Linked DNA regions of Homo sapiens: region 1 is linked to region 2. The links are chromatin contacts, found by Hi-C in ENCODE. All regions are on one chromosome and are shown on one strand. The core of a region is the stretch at or near the end of the contact, and the rest is flanking DNA. Distances in the headings are between cores, read along the strand shown. Region 1 holds the start of SNIP1 (Smad nuclear interacting protein 1). Region 2 holds the start of RRAGC (Ras related GTP binding C).

Evidence for each region. Hi-C counts contacts between places; a loop is a spot of excess contacts on that map. Pooled maps may share reads with other maps.
Region 1: a pooled map shows a loop between it and region 2 (9-fold over the local background). The contact joins the promoter of SNIP1 here to the promoter of RRAGC in region 2. A Hi-C loop is called at or near these places in 4 of 50 pooled maps.

The regions. Positions count from the first base shown.
Region 1 is chr1:37,552,754-37,555,631 of GRCh38, forward strand. It overlaps SNIP1 (Smad nuclear interacting protein 1), which reads right to left and starts at 1,540. Exons shown (of 4, transcript NM_024700.4): 1 at 1,253-1,540. The coding sequence starts at 1,476. RefSeq lists a silencer at 1,263-1,322 and an enhancer at 2,794-2,878.
Region 2 is chr1:38,858,329-38,861,288 of GRCh38, forward strand. RRAGC (Ras related GTP binding C) reads right to left here and starts at 1,444. Exons shown (of 7, transcript NM_022157.4): 1 at 1,082-1,444. The coding sequence starts at 1,318. RRAGC-DT (RRAGC divergent transcript) reads left to right here and starts at 1,565. Exons shown (of 2, transcript NR_186075.1): 1 at 1,565-1,911. RefSeq lists a silencer at 974-1,733 and an enhancer at 1,369-1,663.

The DNA.
Region 1 (2,878 bases), core at 290-2,789, 1.3 Mb before region 2:
AGAGCATGGTACACAGGATTTTATCGCAATTTCCCTTCCCCCATAAAAATTAGCTTCCAGTATCAGGCTTACCTACTAACACAAACACCGCATTTGTGAAGGTCTCTGCCGGTCACATTAAAGGAGTCACGAGGTTCACTTTCCTAGCCCTAACATCTCCCTTGCATTCCATACTCACATAGACAACTGTCTACTGAACCTTCTCACTTAGGTAACATAACTCTTAATTCCCAACCCTTCAAAAACCTTTCCTCTCCTACTCCTTGCCATCTCGCTGATTGGCATCACCATCCGTAAGTCACCCTTGACTCTTTATCCTTCACTACCAACACCCCTACCATCAATAACAATCCCTCCATCCTGTGGTTCTACTTCCTCCCTGTGCCATCTCATTCCTACCACCCACCTTCTTGACCACTATAATCCACCGACACTGGCTTTTTCCCATTTCAATCATAATTCATTCTACTTCAGGTTCTTTGCAGATGTTGTTTCCTCTGCCTGGATCTTTAAGAGGTTGGATCATTCTTATCAGTCAGGTCTGGGCTCAAATGGCACCTCTTTAGAGAGTCCTCCTCCCTCTTCTCTCCAATCTCTCACTATCACATTACTGTTTTAATCTATCAATAATACTTGTTACTAACTGAAACTATTTTGTTTATTTTTTTATCATGTCTCAGGGTTAGAGCATAGCCAATTTGGCATCGGTGAAGATCATCTAACTGAATCACCCTTGCAGCCCCAATACCTAGGGCAGTCTTTAACACTTAATAGGCACTCAGTAAAACTATGGTGAATGAATGCATAAATAAATGAGTCTAGCAAGAAGTAACTTTTTTTTTTTCCCCAGTTTCTGTTAGGTAGCTCGCTTAGACCTCGATGTGAAAACCTTTCTGGCAGGTAACCGGAAAGACAACGCCCACACTCCATTTGTGGGAGGGATGGGGAAAATCTCAATCCAATTTAACAGATTATCAGTGCTATCTGTTGGGCCACACTCTTCGAAGTGCTAGGAACACAAGAATGAAGGAGTGGGATCCTGCCGGTTAGTCATTAGGCGTTGAACACCGAGCTATAATGCAAGTGACAGAGCAAGCATAACACAAGCACGACTGGATCACTCTCAACAGCCCCTCAGGATTAAGTCCGGGCTGCTGCGCCCACCATTCAAAACCTGTTTCGGACGCTAGCCCTGCCCGCCTTTCTGAATGAGCCCAACCCAATGTCCATCCTGGACTGCTCCCCCACTTACCGGCTAACTCCTCGGGCTCGGTTCCCGCGGTGGCCCGAGCGGGCCGGCTCGCTGGTCGGCGGAGACGGGCTACCACCGGAGTGGTCCGGACGGCGGTGGGCGGGAGGTGCGACTTCTGGGCTGAGACGCTCCTGCTTCACCACCACCCCCGCCGGCAGCACCACGTCCCCGTCCCGGTGTCTTCGCCGGCTCCCTCGCTCCCGTTCGCTCTTCACCGCCTTCATTCTGTGATTTTGGCTGGGCGAAAGAAAACAGATCAGTTGAGCTCCTCTAGCTGGAGGAAATGACGAGTTTAACTCCTGGACTTCCGCTTCCGGGGTGCCCAGGCTCCCAGAAATCCTCGCGGCAAAGGTTAAACACGTGACTACTCCCTAGTGGGTGTGGCCGCAGCGACAGGCTTGGGTGGCGGGAGTTTCAAGTTTCAAAAACAAACTTCTGGCTGGGAGTGGTGGCTCACGCCTGTAATCCCAGAACTTTGGGAGGCCGAGGCTGACGGATCACTGAGGTCAGGAGTTAGAGAACAGCCTGGCCAACATGGCAAAACCCCGTCTCTACTAAAAATACAAAAATTAGCCGGGTGTGGTGGCGCGCACCTGCAATCCCAGTTACTCGGGAGGCTGAGGCAAATGAATCACTTGAACTGGAGGCGCAGGTTGCAGTGAGCAGGGATCTCACCACTGCACTCCAGCCTGGGCAACAGAGCGAGATGTCTCAAAAACAAACAACAACAAAAACTGGGAAAAAGCAAACCTCTCAAGGCTGTTTGTTGCCACATTATTAGTAATTACAAAACGTGGAAACAATGTAAATACCAGCAGTAGGGAAGTTAGCCAAATTAATGGGTGTTATGTGGCCATTAGTAAACCATTTACAAACTTTAAAAACCCTGACTTGTTAACGATAAAGCAGGATACAAAATTGTGTGCAAACTATAATTACATTTACATTTGGAAATAGAAGGGAGGAAGAAATGGAAATGCAATCAGAGATGATAACCCATGGGCAAATCATTAGCTTTTCAAATCATTAGCTTTTCCTCTTCTATTTCCTGAACTTTCTGCAATGCTGTTGGGGCTCAGAAACCAAAACCCCAAAATACGGCTCACTGACAAGCTGAACTGAAGAAGCCTCAATGTTCCTTTCCAGTGCCCATCATCTCTCCCAAAGCACAGGTCTTTATCTGCCTAAGATCCAGACTACCAAAAGGAATAATTGTTTCTTTCTTCTCCACCCAAGAATGTAATCACACCTGACCAGAGACCCTTATACTGTCAAAAGTAGCTATTTACAGCCGAGCACGGTGGCTGCAGCCTGTAATTCCGGCGCTTTGGGAGGCCAAGGCAGGAAAATCGCTTGAAGCCAGGAGTTTGAGACCAAACTGCCTAACATAGCAAGACTGTCTCTACAAAAAAATTAAATTTGGCAGGGGCTAGTGGCTCGTGCCTGTGGTCCCAGCAGAGACAGGAGGATCGCTTGAGCCCAGGAGTTGGAGGCTGCAGTGAGCCGTGATGGCACCACTGCACTCCAGCCAGGGCTACAGAGTGAGACCCTGTCTTCAAAAAAACCAAACCAAAACAAAAAAAAAAACACAAAAAACTATTTACAAATTTATCTCTGTTCCCTTAT
Region 2 (2,960 bases), core at 194-2,693:
GTTTTATTACCAGCTCACTCCGCGTATAATGGGTTTGGCTGATGGAGGAAGTCAACCTTGCCTCTATTTAACCCTCACTAAACAGTGTAGGCCAGCGTGGTGACTCACACCTGTAATCCCAGCACTTTGGGAGGCCAAGGCGGATGATCACTTGAGGTCAGCAGTTCGAGATGACCCTGGCCAACATGGTGAAACCCCGTCTCTACTAAAAATACAATAATTAGCCGGGCGTGGTGGCGCGCGCCTGTAATCCCAGCTATTCGGGAGGCTGAGGCGGGAGAATTACTTGAACCAGGGAGGTGGAGGTTGCAGTGAGCCGAGATTGCACCACTGCATTCTCCAGCCTGGGCGACAGAGCGAGAGACTCCGTCTCAAAAACATAAACAAACAAACGTGTACAGCCCTCCATTTGTTCATGAAGGCCCAAAAGTGAAAACAAACAGACTAGGTCTGCAAAATATTCTCAAAGTCTCAGATTTTTAAAAACACACCCCTACAGGGGGAACAGCACCAGTAATTACATTCACCAGGCCACAACTACTGAAATGGGTGCAATCTCACTACCCAATTCCCAGTAATGCTACAGCGAAGTCTCCTTCACATCAGTAGCGAGAATTACAACGCCCAGTGTCTTAGTCACAACTCTTCCTGACGCTGCTCCCTGGGGCTCTGCTGGGAATCCCGAAACACTCAGGTCACCTGAAGTGAGAACAAATCAAAACGGGCCAGGGGAGGGAGTCCACGAAGTTCTCCAAGTGAGAACTGGAGAGTACGTCTCAGTTTCGTAAATGACACAGGAGCTGGGTCCCAGGGGGCGGAGGTCTTGGGCGGTGCCACCGGGCACCTGCCTCCCGGCAACCAGTTTCGCCTTCAGCGCTCCACTTGGCTTCAGCTGACTTGGGCGTGGACACAGAGGTCGGGGTCCCCGCGCGGGCCGCGCCTGTGCGCTCGCAAGAGTGGAAGAGAAAGTGCGGAGGGACGGAGCGCAGGCGGGCCCCGGCCGCCGCCCTCCCGGGCGTCCCCGCTACCGGCCACCTGAGAACCGGGGAGGGGGCGGGGGACTGGGCGCAGCCCTGCTCACCTTCTGGATGGAGGACTTGCCGCTGCGCCGGAGTCCCATGAGCAGAATCCTCGGCTTGGAGCTGTCAGCGCCCCCCGGACCACAGCCACCGCCTGCCCCTGCCCCAACCCCTCCGCCCGCCGCCGCCGCCTCCTCTTCCTCCTCCTCCACGCCGTAGCCGAAGTCCTTTGGAAACGAATCGGCCGCGCCGTAACTGCCGGCGAGGGGCGTCTCCTCCGCCCCGTACTGCAGGGACATGGTGCTGGAGCCGCCGCCGCCCGCGCCCTGACAGGCCAGGCCAGGCCGAGCCAGGCCGCCGCCTCCCCAGTCCGCCTCCGCCGCCGCCGCCACCACCGCCACCGCCCCCGGCAGCCGCCACAGTCCGGCCCGCCCCCCGGAGCCCGGCTCTCATAGGCCCCGAGCCGAAGCCCAGCCGCTTATTGGCCGCCCGAGCTGCTACTCGAGAGCAGCAGGGTAGGTGGTGCCCCGTCACGTGCCGGAATCACCTGACTCAGAGCCGCGGAGGGGGGAGGAGGAGTCACGAGGAGGGCGGCCCGGCCGCGCCTCTAGCCCCGGCTCGGGCCCTCAGCCCTCCGCCCCGGCCCGCATACAACGCTGTCTGCACCGCTCCCCTGCCTTCTTCCGGGCTCCCAGAGCACCGCTATGGAGATGCTCTCCCGGCATTTGAGGAAGAATTGATTGTCCTCATCCTGCAACTGTACTTGCCCAACCGATATTTATTGATGCCTGCAGTGTCCTGGGTGCCTACCAAGGGGCACAGAACTGGATCCGACGCAGACCCTGCCTGCCTTCAGGTTGCTTGAAGATGAACAGAGAGATCGGACCTCTGCGTAAGTAACCTCGCTACGAAATATTATGTGGGAAGGTCACGGATAAATAATGCTCGGGAGTTGAATGAGAAAGCGTCTGAGCAGATCTAGGTGGATGGATAGATTGGGATGTGCAAAGGTATGGGGGAGCCAGCCACACTGAGGGCAAACCTCAACCAAGGCAGAGTCATGGGTCACCGTGATAGTTTGTTCTAGCAGGTAGCTGGACCCTGATGGGAAAGCAGATGCAGCCAAGCTAGAACATCTTATCTTCTTTCTTCAGTAAGTCGCCGATAGTGGATACTGCTGCCACTTCAAACCCAACGGGACTCAATTTGCCCTCCTTCCCGCCTTGTCAAAGTCTACTCTAGGAATTCCATCCCCCATAGAACACTGCCTCTTCTATGACCTCGTTCAGATTAGAGACCAAAGTATTGAATAATGAAAGCAAACAAAAGCAAATGCTTGTCACCAAATATGTCCGAGAAATCTAGAGGAATTTTTATTTTTGATAATCAGGCTCTAGAACTGGAAGTTTGAGAAGAGGATCCTCTTAAAGCACAGCCCTATACACTTTTTAAAGTACAGGAGTGGGGGTGCTCCCAGCCCTCCAAGGAGACTGACTTCTTGATTATGAAGGAAAAATTCGCACATGCGGGCAGGTCTGGGACTTTGGTTTTGTCTGAACCCAGAAGTTAGAGGTAGGATACACCCTTAGAGGTCATCTAGCCCAACCTCTCACCTAAAACGAACCAACTCTATAGTGTCTAATAGACATGCAGAATGCACTTAAATAGTTCGAAGGTAAAAGAGCTCACCATCTCGAAAGGCAGCCAACTCCACTGTGGTAAACCTTTGTTTAAAAATTGTTAAAGCCGGCCGCGCGGTGGCTCACGCTTGTAATCCCAGCACTTTGGGAGGCAGAGGCGGGCGGATCATGAGGTCAGGAGATCGAGACCATCCTGGCTAACATGGTGAAACCCCATCTCTACTTAAAAAAATACAAAAAATTAGCCGGGCGTGGTGGCGGGCGCCTGTAGTCCCAGCTACTCGGGAGGCTGAGGCAGGAG